Regions from separate parts of the Homo sapiens genome. Here region 1 is linked to region 2. Evidence: chromatin contacts called from ENCODE Hi-C or POLR2A ChIA-PET data. All regions are on one chromosome and are shown on one strand. The core of a region is the stretch at or near the end of the contact, and the rest is flanking DNA. Distances in the headings are between cores, read along the strand shown. Region 1 has its middle 83 kb from the start of LDLRAD4. Region 2 overlaps CEP192 (centrosomal protein 192).

Region 1 (6,988 bases), core at 3,699-6,198, 120 kb after region 2:
GGTGAAATGCCGTCTCTACTAAAAATACAAAAACAAAATTAGCCGGGTGTGGTGCTGGGCGCCTATAGTCCCCAGCTACTTGGGAGGCTCAGGTGGGAGAATGGCGTGAACCTGGGAGGTGGAGCTTGCAGTGAGCCAACATCGTGCCACTGCACTCCAGCCTGGGAGACAGAGTGAGACTCCATCTTAAAAAACAAAACAAAACAAAAACAAAAACACCCTGCATTTAGCATATATCTATATTAAGATTTTACATGTCTTTTTAACTGTGCCAGAATTTTATGAGGGTTGGTATGGCAATTTTTCCTTATTTTTTTTTTTTTTGAGAGACAGGATCTCACTCTGTGACCCAGGCCGGAGTGCAGTAGCACGATCATAGCTCACTGTGACCTTGAACTCCTGGGCTGAAGTGATCCATCCTCCTCAGCCTCTCTAGTAGCTGGGACTACAGGGGTGCACTACCACACCTGGCTGATTTTTGTATTTTTTGTAGAGAAGGGGTCTTGCTATGTTGCCCAGGCTGGTCTCAAACTCCTGGGCTCAATGAATCCTTCCAACTTGGCCTCCCAAAGTGCTGGGATTACAAGCATGAGCTACCGCTTTGGCCCAATTCTTCTTGGTGTTAGTTACAAAGTTGCATAGATTTTGAGTAGTGAGCCCCAAACTCTCCTTTACCCATTAGCCCGATTTTACCTTGGGACTGTGAAGCTTATGAGGAACGCATATTTTGTGTTAAAGTAGAAGATAACAATAACTAAAGCTGTCAATTCTCCCTAAACCAATTTCTACATTTAATGCCATTCCAATAATGATAGCTACAAGGTGTTGATTCAAGTAGAAAACTGGTTCTTAGGTTGGCATGGTGGTGCCAACAGGACAGCCAGGATGTGCTGCAGAGGGAGAGTGATGGCATCTGGTTCTCCCGGGCCCACCACACAGGATGTCACTGTCAGCCTCCTGGTGCTGACATCAAGGTGAGGAAATGTGTGCTCCCTCGAAGAAATGGTGGGAGCCTCCACCTCGTCCTAGGCTTTCTCTCTGGAAGAGACCAGTCCTCAGGATTCACATGTGTCATCTTCTGCTGGTGGTCCATTTCTGCCACGTTTTGTGGTTGGGTTTAATTCAGGAGGGAAGCTATTACGAAGAAACATGGCAACAACTAAGCTTGTATGTCAGCCTCTGCCTGCTGGAATCCCAGGTCTTCTCTCAGTGGAAACTCGTGGAGCCACATGCAGTCCTAACAGTAATTAAAGCAGCCTGGGTGAGACTGGCTTATGAAAAGATCAGTGAAACAGAATGGAATCCAGAAAGACCCAAATACACACAGAAATTTAGATGGTAAGTGGCAACACTTCAGTGAGAAAGAGATGGGTTAGCCCAAAATATCTTCCAGGTGAATCACATGTAGAAATAAAACAGAGTCCCAGAAAAAAATATGGGAGAACAATTTCAGTTACTCATTTCCAATTAGAAACAAAACTGAAATTTTCTCTCACCAGCACAGCATATGAGTTGTCAGAATAGCCAGGTAGCTTCACACAGGAATGTCAGCTTTGCACACGAAGTGTGTTCTAATTTGGTGTACACCGTGAGAAAACGGAAGCTGAGCAAGCAAAACAATGTAGTTATCTTCTGGGCTGGTCACCTTGGAGGTCCTCTGTGAGAAAAAGACCTGGACAGATTTCTGTGGTCGTTTTGTGTCCGGAATTGGTGGGCTCTTGGTCTCACTGACTTCAAGAATGAAGCCGTGGACTCCCGTGGTGAGTGTTACAGTTCTTAAAGGCAGTGTGTCCGGGGTTTGTTCGGATGTGTTCGGAGTTTTTTTCTTCTGGTGGGTTTGTGGTCTCGCTGGCTCAGGAGTGAAGCTGCAGACCTTCACGGTGAGTGTTACAGCTCATAAAAGCAGTGCAGACCCAAACAGTGAGCAGCAGCCAAGATTTATTACAAACAGCAAAAGAACAAAGCTTCCACACCCTGGAAGGGGACCTCAGTGGGCTGCCACTACTGACTCGGGCAGCCTGCTTTTATTCCCTTATCTGGCCCCACCCACATCCTGCTGATTGGTCCATTTTACAGAGAGCTGATTGGTCTGTTTTACAGAAAGCTGATTGGTCCGTTTTGACAGGGTGCTGATTGGTGTGTTTACAATCCCTGAGCTAGACACAAAAGTTCTCCAAGTCCCCACAGAGCACTGATTGGTGCATTTACAAACCTTGAGCTAGACACAGGGTGCTGATTGGTGTGTTTACAAACTTTAAGCTAGACACAGAGTGCTGACTGGTGTATTTACAATCCCTTAGCTAGACATAAAGGTTCTCCAAGTCCCCACTAGACTCAGGAGCCCAGCTGGCTTCACCTAGTGGATCCCACAGTGGGGCGCAGGTGGAACTGCCCGCCAGTCCCGCGCCCTGCGCCCCGCACTCCTCAGCCCTTGGGCGGTTGATGGGATAGGGCGCCACGGAGCAGGGAGCGGCGCTCGTCCGGGAGGCTCGGCTGCGCAGGAGCCCACGGCAGGGGGGAGGCTCGAGCATGGGGGGCTGCAGGTCCCGAGTCCTGCCCTGCGAGGAGGCAGCTAAGGCCCCGTGAGAATTCGAGTGCAGCACCGGCGGGCCAGCACTGCTGGGGGACCCGGTGCACCCTCTGCAGCTGCTGGCCTGGGTGCTAAGCCCCTCACTGCCCGAGGCCGGCCGCTCCGAGTGCAGGGCCGCCAAGCCCACGCCCACCCGGAACGCGTGCTGGCCCACGAGCGCAGCGCACAGCCCCAGTATCGCCCACGCGTCTCCCTCCACACCTCCACACAAGCACAGGGAGCCGGCTCCGGCCTCGGCCAGCCCAGAGAGGGGCTCCAACAGTGCAGCGGCGGGCTGAAGGGCTCCTCAAGCGCAGCCAGAGTGGACGCTGAGGCCGAGGAGGCGCCAAGAGTGAGCGAGGGCTGCCAGCACCCTGTCATCTCTCAGGTTTTAGCTCAGGGCTGCTGTCCAGCACCCGCTCTTGCTTGGATACTTTCGGTGGTGTGGCTGCTGGTTACTGTATTGCACGACAAATGTTTTTCCCTCTTTCTGTTAGTTTAATAGCAATCTTAAGCCACCTAATTGGTTTTAAATGTTTCCAGTTATTTAGACCATGAAGAAGGCCATTGTTTTCTTGGGTGCTAAGGAGGGTGATGTGCCAGTTCCCTTCCAGAGCCTAAGCCTGAGGCTACCCCTAAAACTGATTAAAGATCAGTTACTAAAATATGTTAATCATGCAAAGATGACCAAGAGAATAAAATTAAAAAGGTGTAAACAGTATGTATAGTGTGATCCTTTTCTGTAAGGAAAATTACTCATGTTGGATGCAGGTGCACCAAGAACACTTCAGGGAACATCTGCAGGCAGAGAAAGCAGGGTGCCTTTGGGAAGGCGGATGGCAGGATGTTTATTGTTCACGTTATGTCTATCACGTTTGATTTTTGAATAATATGTATTATTTCTGTGGTCTGAAAAGAGAAGGTGGAGGAGAGAACGAAAGTCAGAGAATATAACCAACCCAACACACCAGAAGCTAGTGAAGCCCTGTGAATGGCTGATCCCAGGTAAGTTCCCATGTGCTAAGCTGGAATCAAAAGTGTGGGGTCTTCATGGGGCCGGGTGCATGCACAATTGAGTGGATCTGCTGCCAGCACGTGTTGTGTTGTGCCTGCACTTGGCGTGGCTGCACAGGGCTTGCATTGGTACCGGGCTAGGGCGGTCGTGGGGAGGGCCTGGGGAAGGCTGACTAGGGCCTCCACCGTGGGACCCAAGTCCCCAGACCTGGTTGCTTTACTGTATAGTCACAAACCAAATGGGGGTGCAGACGTTTTATGTTGGGCAACAATGGGGGAATCAGGTGGGTGTGCCCCGGCATCCTTGCTCCTCAGTGCGCAGGGCCCTCGAGTTAAAAGCAAGCGTCCCCGCGGGTGGGGATGGTCCCCTGGCGGCTCTCGGCTACACCTTCCTGCCCGGCTTCCCTGCGAGGCGGGCGGCAGTGGAACTCATTCCACAAAGGCTGCCTCTCACTGTGGCCGCCGTGTCACCAGCCAGAGCTGTCAGGTACGTCAGTCATGCTGCTTTGTGGTCATGTCACTGGCATAATCCCAAGATTAGGTGGCCACAAAGAGCCATGAATGAGGTGGTAATTGCGTTCAAGGGAAAAAGAATTTAAGAAAAAAAGACTTTACTTTCTCACAAGATTCGTGAAAGAAGTGACAGCTAATATTTTAAAGCTGGAGCAAGATAATTGTGGTGAGAGATCTTTGTGTGTTCTCTGGAAAATGCTGCATGCGCACAATGAATATTCAAATGCCATTTTGCGCTGTGAATACCAGATCGCCGGGCCTGAGGCCGTCTGCATGGGCCGTCGGCGGAGTCGGCCCGGCGGGCCGCGGGAATGAGCGGGCCACACGGAGGGCCTGGGCGCGCTGCTGGGGACGCCGGCTCCGAGCAAGAGGACAGCCGCCCCTCGGGAGTCGCTGGGAAAGGAGTCAGCGCCGGGCAAGCAGCCTGCAGCCTGTGCCAGGGAAACCTAGTCAGCCGTGCTCGGCTGGGGGGCTCGCTCCGCACTTTCGGTGCCAGAAAATGCCCAGAGGAGCGGGGCGGCCCCAGAGCCTCCTTTCGGGGCGCGAGGCCCGGCGCGTGTGTACGGAGTCCAGTCCCCCCAGGGAGTGGGGTGCCCGCACCTTCCCCTCCGCGCTCGGAGCCACAGGGGAGGCCCGGGCAGAAGCGAACCGTCGCCACCCTGGCGGGGCCTCGTGACTGCGGGTGCAGAACTGGGGGTCCCCGCCGGCGCGTGTTTCAGGGGTCCTGAGGCGCGCGTCTGCGGGGTTCCCAGGCAGCACCAAGAGGCGCCGGCCTAGGAGAAATCCGGATCGAGACAACTGCTGTGGCGGCTGGGCCGAGGCTGCGGTCGCGGTGGGAGGCGGCGCTGCTGGCGAGTCCACGCGGGGCGGACGGAGGCGAAAACAGCCCGCTTTCGCGGCGCAGGCAAAAGCAGGAATGGCGACCCCTCTGCGGGGGGACCTCAGGAGGAAACGTCTGGCTTGGGGAGTCCGCGCTCGGCGCGAGCTGTGGGGGCGGCCGGGCGCTCTGGGGGCAGTTCGGTGCTCCGAGCTCAGCCTCGTCTTGCTTTTCAGGGGTTGGAGGCGGAAGGGGGCAACGGAGCGAGCCCACTTCCGATGCACAGAAGCGCAGGTGGGGAGGAGGCCCGGCTGGGGAGGCTGGTCCCCGCCGCAGCCCCGCTGCCCCTATACCTTGGCTCCAGCGCCAGAGCTCCGCCGCTGCGCCCCTGGCTTTTTGCCTCTACCCCCTACCCTCTGCCGTCCCTCTCCTCCTAAAGCCAGTCCTTCCTGTTTCTCCTGGGGGCTTCCCCAGGGTGCTCATATATGTCCCGGCACCCCCGCTCTGGCGTAAAGAAAGGGCACCGCCGCAGGGCGGCCTGAGTTTAAGGGTCTGTCCACCAGACTCATGGTACTTTACCGCTCTGTGCCTCAGTTTCCTCATCTGAAAAGTAGAGCTCATATTAGCCCTGGGGCCTTGTAGGTGGTGAACATCAAATGAACTCATACAAGGGAAGGGGTCGTGTTACCGGTAGAGGGTCCTAACTGCAAGTTGTCCAGGTTGGCGTTTTGAACAAAGAATTGGACAAAACGTGCTGCAAAGCAAGGAAAAAAGGAAGCAACTAAAGCAGGGATTTATTGAAAACGAAAGTAGTCTCCACAGTGTGGGAGCGGCCTGAGCAGGCTCAAGGGCTGCGTTATACAATCTTCTCGGTCCAAATACCCGCTAGAGGTTTCCCATTGGCCACTCATGTGCTCCCTTCATGTAAATAAAGTGGTGGCCCATAATCGGTCTGATTGGTTGCGGAAAGCAGCCAACCAGAGGCTGAAGTGAAGTTACAAAGGTCACACTCCTGCGCAAACATCTGATTGGTTGCAAAAAGCTAACGTTAAGAGGCTAAAGTGAAAGTTACAAAGTTGGACTTCTATGCAAAGGAAGACTGGTGGCAATCAGTCTGATTGGTTGTGGACAGCCAGTTTCCCTTCGGCCCCACAGAAAAGGTGGGGGGTTTGCAAAGAGTAACCTCTGGTCCTTTTGTTACTTAGGCGTGGAAAGTTAAGAGTTTTCCTTTCAATATAGTTCTAGGAAGTCCGCGTGAAACGGCCTTAGGTGATCTGCCTCCATACCCTATTCTCCTGCCTCAGACCCGTGAGTCCTAGAAAGGATGGCCATCGCTGGCCGCCACATCATCGGGGTCTCATGAATCCCTGCTCTTGTACCTCGGGAGGCAAGGCTAGGCTGCCCTGGATTAGGATCTGCTGTTTGGAAGTGCCGTGTTCTGTTTTGGTTGTGCTCCTTTGGTTGTTTGGTGGGAGTTGGCGGGGCAGGGGCAGAAAGTGGCGCCCCTGGAGAGCCGCGGGCCCAAGCACTGGGGTGCAGCCCGGCTGTGAATCCATGCATTGAGCCGCCGTCACCTGCCCTGGTGTGGGTGCCTGTGTGTCTTGCTTTGTGGTCATCCTGGTTGCTCCAGCACACAGGTGTCTAATCTTCAAGGCAGAAAGAAGACGTGGTCACCCCCCAACCCCTAGACTCTGTATGTGTATGCAGTTTTCAGAGTGTTGTCTCAGGCGCTGATTGAGTGGGCAAGGAGAGGTGCTCAGCACGCAGGAACTGCAGCACCAGACAGGAAGTCACCAAAGAGGGAGTCCAGGTCAAAAGGGACTTGGAGACACAGCAGAAGCAACCGCAAAGTCTGAATCCTGACTCGAACAAGCCACCTGGCAAAAGACATTTTGAGACAAGAGAAATTGAAAAACTGACAAGGGGTTAGTTATTAAGGGAGTACTGTTAATTTTGTTGGGCGTGATAATGATAATTTTTTAAAAATTTATTGGCTGAGTGTGGTGGCTCATGCCTGTAATCCCAGCACTTTGGGAGGCTGAGGCGGGAGAATCATGTGAGCCCGGGCGTTTGAG
Region 2 (7,390 bases), core at 1,190-3,689:
GAAGTTACAATAGTTTTCTCATGTCAAACAAAAAAGACACCAAAATCTTAGTCCATTGACTCATTTATGTCTTATCGGCCTTTTTAATTACAAATTATTGCTTAGTCACTACTTTAAAGCATGTCCTGTTTTTTCTCGATTTTATCAATAGATGATGATATTGATGATGAAATGTTTTATGATGATCATTTGGAGGCTTATTTTGAACAACTGGCAATTCCAGGAATGATATATGAAGACCTAGAAGGACCAGAACCTCCAGAAAAAGGTTTTAAGTTACCTACAAATGGTCTTAGACAGGTGTGTTCCAGTCTTTATGATTTTTCAGAAATTTGACATTAGAAAATTACTATTGGTCTCCTTGGATGTTCACATGAAATGTAAGCCTTTGGACTTTGGACTTTTCTTTGGACTCTGTGTTTCCGAGGTATGAATTGATAAGAAATGCCTACCCTTTCTTCCTTCTTGGTACCTTTCCCTCACCTACAGAAAATTAAAGGAGTAACACAATGGACATCTACACCCTCTTCCTCCAGTTAACCAATTGCTAAAGTTTGCCACCTTTGCATTTTCTTTCTCTCTCCATAAATACTTTCTTCTCTGAATCATTTGAAAGTAAGTCACAGAGAGTATGACATTTCACTCGAATACTTCAGCATTTATCTTTTGTAGATAAGGACATTTTCCTGCATAACCACAATTCTGTTACCTAACTTTGATATAATAATTTAAATTACTGTACAGTCCATGTTCACATTTACCCAATAATCCCCAGAATATCCTTTATTCTTACTATTTTTTATCTACAATTTAATCAAAGATTAACCTTGCCTTTGGTTGTCCTGTCTCTTTATTCTCTTTTAATTTGGAGTAGTTCTTTCATGACGTGATCTATTTTGCAAAATCTAGGCCCTTTGTTTTGTAGAGTGAACTGTAATCTAGTCAGGAGGGAAAAATAACCATAATCTGTTTTCTCTCCTGACTAGATTAGATTAAACGTTTTGGCAAGAATACAGATTAAACAGTTTCTCATGAATGGATTCATAGTAAACCAAGCAGTGTTGTGTACTTCTCATTGCCCTACACCGGGAGACGTTTATCTCTCCCACAATTGGTGATACTGTTTTTGATAATTTTGGCTAAGGTGATGTCAGCTGGATGTCTCCTTGTGAAGGTAGCTTTTCCCCTTCGTTATTAATAAGTCATCTGTGGGATGAGATATCAGCCCTTTGATCATCTTATTCCCCGGCAACTCTTCACTAGCTGGTTTCAGTGTCCTTGCTGACTCTTGGAAATATTGATTACTCTCGTGGTGACAATGGCGATTTTTCTAATTCCTTCTACACTTATTTTCTGGCATCCTTCAGTAAAGCCACATTTTCTCCCTCAAAATATTTCATTTTAATTTAAAAGATTAATACAGCTAAGATATTCTTTCAACAGGCAAATGAAAACGGTAGCTTAAACTGCAAGTTTCAATCAGAAAATAACAGCTCTCTGATTTCCCTCGACTCACACTCTTCTGAAACAACTCACAAAGAGTCTGAGGAAAGCCAAGTTATTTGTCTACCTGGGACTAGTAAGTATAGAAATATGATTCTTTTGTTCTTAAGTTCTAGTTTTGACTTTACTTTTTTTAAAAAAAAAATATTTCTCTGGTATGATTTAGCATATATTAACTCTTCTAGTCCCTCAGGTCTTTAGACAGTCTAAAACTTTTCAAAAGAGCTTTTAATAATAGCTGAGTAAATTAGTGTTACTAGAAATACCGTAGTATATATTTCTTGGATTGAATATTACAAATAATTGTATTCTATCCAGACATTGATAATTAAATATGAATTCTTTGGGTATGGTAGCAGTTTATCATGTTTATTATTGCCTCTTACTGTTGCTTATTTTCTCTCTACGAAAATGGCTAAATTTGTCATAGGAGTGCTAAGTATTAGGGTTACATAAAATAATTTGACTGGCAAGAATCAGTTATTATGTTAGATTACTCAGATTTGATGTGGCTCCTTTAACATTTTTCTTTATTTTTTCAGGTAATTCTATAGGTACTGGAGATAGTAGAAGGTACACAGATGGTATGTTACCATTTTCCTCTGGTACTTGGGGAACTGAGAAAGAAATAGAAAATTTGAAGGGTATTGTTCCAGATCTTAACAGTGTAAGTTATGCATTTTTCTTAGATTTCCTATAAAAAAAGGAATAAGGGGTCTTTTGTGTTTATATGATATCAGTTTTTTTCAAAGAAACAGTAACTGTTGACTTCTGAAAAATACAGAAAAAGTACTCACTACTGATAATTTTTCGATATGTTTATAAGTATCATACAATTATATACATTTTCTTGCATTTAAATATTTATTGACTTGCATTTAGATTAGTCATTTGGAAAGTTCTTTAGCCCAGTGTCCAGTCATTACATGAAAAAGCAAACGGATCTTTTACCTTGCTCAAACATGTTTGTTTTTCATTGTTTCAGTTTTTTCTGTTTGTTAATAGTACCCCGTTTCTCCTGTGCCTGAAGCTTGGTAGTCATTTCTGACTCATACCTATTCATTATGCCCTTTTTAAATAGTGTTATTATAGTTTTATAAACTGTGATTTGAATTTTGCATGTAGGTTAATTTTTTCTCACTTAGACCCACTTGTCCAGTACTGATTAAAATAATGCTTGCTTTTTTGCTTTATTCTGTGCATCTCTATTTTGTACATGTTAAATATATTTTTAATTTAAATTTTAACTTGTAAAATACATATAAAATTTACTATCTTAATCTTTTTTTTTTTTCTTTTTGAGACAGTCTCACTCTGTCACCCAGTGCAGTGGCGTGATCTCAGCTCACTGCAACTTCTGCCTCCCAGGTTCAAGCAATTCTCCTGTCTCAGCCTCCCAAGTAGCTGGGATTACAGGCGCACATCACCACCTGGTTAATTTTTGTATTTTTAGTAGAGATGGAGTTTCACCATGTTTGTCAGGCAGGTCTCAAACTCCTGGCCTCAAGTGATCTGCCCACCTTGACTTCCCAAATTGCTGGGATTACAGGAGTGAGCCACCACACCCAGCTACTATCTTAATCATTTTTAAGTGTACAGTTCAATAATGTTAAGTACATTTACATTGTGCAGCCAATCTTCAGGACTCTTCATCTTGTAAAACAAACTCTACCCATTAAACAACAAACCTCAGTTCCCTCCTGCCTTCCAACTCATGGCAGCTACCATTCTACTTTCTGTCTCTATGAATTTGCCCACTCTGGGTAACCTCATATAAGTGAAATCATACAATATTTGGCCTTCTGTGTCTGGCTTATTTTATTAAGCGTGATGTTTTCAAGGTCTGTTCATGTCGTAGCATATATCAACATTTCATTTTTTCTTATGGCCGAATAATGTTCTATTATATATACCACATTTTATTTATCCCCTCATCCTTCTGTGGACACTTGGGTGTTTCTGTCTTTTGGCTTTTGAGTGTAATGCTGCCGTGAACATCAGTATACAAATACCTGTTCGAGTCCTAGCTTTCAGTTTGTTTGGATATATATGTAGGAGTGAAATTGTTGGGTCATATGGTAATTCTGTGTTTAATGTTTTGAGGAACTGCCATAGTGTTTTTCACAGCAGCTGCACCAGTTTACATCCACCAACAAAACACTAGGATTCCAATTTTTCCACATCCTATTTAACACTCTTTACTTTTTTCCCTTTTTAAATTATAGTTATCCTAATGAGTATGAAGTAGTATCTCATTGTGGTTTTGATTTGCATTTCCCTGATGACAGTGATATTGAACATCTTTTTATGTGCTTCTTTTCATGTATGTCTTCCTTGGGGAATTGTTCATTTAAGGCCTTTGCCCACTTTTTAATTGAGTTTTTTTGTTGTTGTTGAATTGTAGAGTTCTTTATGTCATCTGGATATTAAGTCCTTACCAAATGTATGAATTGCAAATTTTCCTCCCATTCTGTAGGTTGTCTTTTACTTTCTTGATATTGTCCTTTCACGTGCAAAAATTTTAAATTATGATGTAGTGTGATCTATTTTTATATTGCTACCTGTGCTTTTGTTGTTATAGCTATGAAATTGTTGTCAAATTCAATGTCATGAAGATTTTCCTGTTTTATTCTAAGAGTTTTATAGAGTTAGCTCTTACATTTAGATTGTTAATCTGTGACTTTGTGAAAGAAAAAGAAAAAAGGGAAAAAGAAAACGATTGTTGATTTGTTTCGAGTTTATTTTTATATATAGTGTTAGGTAAGGGTCTAACTAACATCATTCTTTTGCATGTGGATATTAAATTTTCTCAGCACCATTTATTAAAAAGGCTGTTCTTTCTCCATTGAATGGTCTTGGCACTTTTGTCAGAAATCAATTTATCATGTATGTGAGGGTTTATTTCTGGCTTCTCTAGCCCATTGGTCTATTTGTCTGTCTTTTTGACAGTACCACACTGCTTTAATCACTATATCTTTGTAGGACATTGGGAAGTGTTAGTCCTTCATCCTTCAACTTAATTCTTCTTTTTCAAGATTTTTTTGGCTGAGGCCCTTTGCAATTCCATATGAATTTGAAGATCAGCTTTTCCGTTTCTTTAGAAAAGGCTGTTGAAATTTTGAGAGGGATTTTGTTGAATCTACAGGTCACTTTGGGTAGTATTGATACCTTTGCAGTGTTAAGTCTTCATATTCATGAAGACACAGGATGTGTGTCCGTTTAGGTCTTTAGGTCTTCTTTCTTTAAACAGTGTTTTGTAGCTTTCAGTATGTCTTTCACTTCCTTGATTAGATTTATTCCCAAGTACTTTCGTCTTTTAGATGCTATTGTAAATGGAATTGCTTTCTTAATTTACATTTTGGATTGTTTATTGCTGGTGTTTAGAAACATCTGATTTTTGTGTGCTGATCTTGTACCTTCTAGATTTTTCTCCATTGTTATCTTCTAGGAGTTTTATAGTTTTGCATTTTACATTTAGGTCTGTCATCCATTTTCAGTTAATTTTTGTGAAAGGTGTAATGTCTTTTTTGAGATTCATTTTTTTGCATATAAATATCCAATTGTTCCAGCACCATTTGTGAAAAGACTATCTTTGCTTCATCGTGTTGCCATTGTTCCTTTGTCAAAGATTAGTTTGACTATATTTATGTGGGTCAGTTTTTAGAATCTCTATTCTGCTGATCTGTTTGTTCTTTCACCATTACATCACTGTCTTGATTACTGCAGCTTTATTAAGTAATGAAATTGGACAGTGTCTTCTCACTTTATTCTTATTTTTCAAGATTGAGTTGGTTATTCTGGGTCTTTTGCCTCTTTGTGTAAACTTTATTTTTTTTTTTAATTTTTCTTTTTATTGTTTGAGACGGAGTCTCTCTCTGTCACCCAGGCTGGAGTGCAGTAACATGATTTTGGCTCACTGCAACCTCCACCTTCTGGGTTCAAGCGATCCTCTCTCCTCAGCCTGCCAGGTAGCTGGGATTACAAGTGTACGCCACCATGCCCAGCTAATTTTTGTATTTTTAGTAGAGATGAGGTTTCACCATGTTGGCCAGACTGGTCTCAAACTTCTGATTTCAAACGATCCACCCGCCTCTGCCTCCCAAAGTGCTGGGATTACAGGCATGAGCCACCATGCCCAGCCTGTGTAATCTTTAGAATCAGTTTGTCAGTATCCAAATTCAGAACTTGGCTGGGATTTTGATTGGTATTAAATTGAATGTATAGGTGAAGTTGGGAAGAACTGACATTTTGACAGTGTTGAGTCTTCCTATCCATGAACATTGAATATCTCTCTATTTATTTGGTTTTCTTTTATTTCTTTCTCAGAGTTTTGTAGTTTTCTAGCACATAGATGTTATATATATTTTGTTAGATTTATACCTAACTTATTTCATATGTGGGGGTGTTAATGTAGATAGTATTGTTTTAAAGTTCAAATTCTACTTGTTCATTGCTAGTGTATAGGAAAGCAGTTAACTTTTATATAATAAACATGTATGCTGTCATCTTTTATTAGTTCCAGGAATTTTTTTGTCAGTTCTTTTGGATTTTCTGCATAGATAATCATGTCATCTACAAACAAAGACAGTTTTTATTTCTTCCCAATCTATATACATTTTATTTCCTTTTCTTGTCTTATTGCATTAGATAGGACTTAAAGACAGTTTTTATTTCCTCCCAATCTATATACACTTTATTTCCTTTTCGTGTCTTAATTGCATTAGCTAGGACTTATAGTATGATGTTGAAAAGTAGTGGTGAGAGGAGACATCTTTGCCTTATTTCTGATCTTAGTGGAAAGGCTTCTAGCTTCTTACTATTAAGTATGATGCTAGCTATAGGTTTTTTAACTTATTTTATTTTTATCAAGTTGAGAATGTTTCTCTCTCTAGTTTACTGGGAATTTTTATCATGAATGGGTGTTAGATTTTTGTCAATTTTTTTTTTTTTTGCAGCTATTGATATGATCGCATGATTTTGTTTTTTTTGTAGTCTGTAAATTGATTTTTGATTGTTGAACCAGGCTTGCATACCTGGGATCTCCTTGGTTATGATGTATAATTCTTTTTATATAATATTTGATTTGATTTTCTAATATTCTGTAGAGGAGCTTTGAATCTGTGTTTATGGGAGAAATTGGTCAGTAGTTTTATTTTTTTGTGATGTCTTTAGTTTGGGTATTAGGTTGATGCTGACTTCATAGAATCTGTTAGTAAGTATTCCCTCTGCTATTTTCTGAAAAAGGTTGTAGAGAATTAGTATAATGTTTTCCTTGTTTGGTGGAATTCACTGTTGAACCTATCTGGGCATGGTGCATTCTATTTTGGAAGGTTATTCATTATTGCCTTAATTTCTTTATCAGATAGGGGCCTACTCAAATTGTATCTATTTCGTGAGTTTTTTTCTGATAAGAAGAATGTGTATTCTGCAGTTTTTGGGTGAAGTATTCCATAGATGTCCATTATATCTAGTTGATTGTTAGTGTTGAGTTCAACTGTGTTGTTATTGAATTTCTTCTCGCTGGATCTGTTTCTGATAGAGGAGTGTTGAGGTCACCAGTTATGATAGTTGGTTCATCTATTTCTCTTTGTAGTTCTATTAGTTTTTACTACCTGTATTTTGATGCTGTCTTGTAAGGTGTATACACGTTAAGGATGGTTATGTCTTCCTAGAGAATTGATTCCTCTATATCATTATGTAGTACCCTGCCTTATCTCTGATAACTTTCCCTACTTTGAAGTCTGCTCTGTCTGAAAGTAATATAGCTATTCCTGCTTTCTTTTGACTAGTGTTTTAATGGTATATCTTTCTCCATCCATTTACTTTTAATCTACATGTTGGTTTCTTGTAGACGTCATATACTTAGGTCTTGTTTTTTGATTCTCCT

The links. Hi-C counts contacts between places; a loop is a spot of excess contacts on that map. ChIA-PET counts read pairs that join two places held with the same protein, here RNA polymerase II (POLR2A). Pooled maps may share reads with other maps.
Region 1: a map of ovary shows a loop between it and region 2 (2.3-fold over the local background). The contact joins two enhancer-like sites. A Hi-C loop is called at or near these places in 1 of 168 maps with a recorded cell type or tissue (ovary), 1 of 37 single-sample maps with no recorded cell type and 3 of 50 pooled maps. POLR2A ChIA-PET finds 5 or more read pairs at or near these places in 3 of 52 experiments (PC-3, activated CD8-positive, alpha-beta memory T cell and activated T-cell).

Annotation. Positions count from the first base shown.
Region 1 is chr18:13,132,268-13,139,255 of GRCh38, forward strand. No RefSeq gene overlaps it. Among named protein-coding and RNA genes, the nearest start is that of LDLRAD4, 83 kb to the right of the region's middle. RefSeq lists enhancers at 3,412-3,991, 3,992-4,570, 5,685-5,734, 5,743-6,037 and silencers at 4,415-4,464, 4,535-4,654. Within about 2 kb of position 4,949, at least 27 of the 41 ENCODE cell types and tissues checked have a DNase peak (open chromatin) inside an H3K27ac peak, as active enhancers do.
Region 2 is chr18:13,017,037-13,024,426 of GRCh38, forward strand. CEP192 (centrosomal protein 192) reads left to right here. Exons shown (of 45, transcript NM_032142.4): 7 at 152-300; 8 at 1,444-1,579; 9 at 2,046-2,170. Among named protein-coding and RNA genes, the nearest start is that of CEP192, 29 kb to the left of the region's middle. Within about 2 kb of position 2,440, at least 3 of the 41 ENCODE cell types and tissues checked have a DNase peak (open chromatin) inside an H3K27ac peak, as active enhancers do.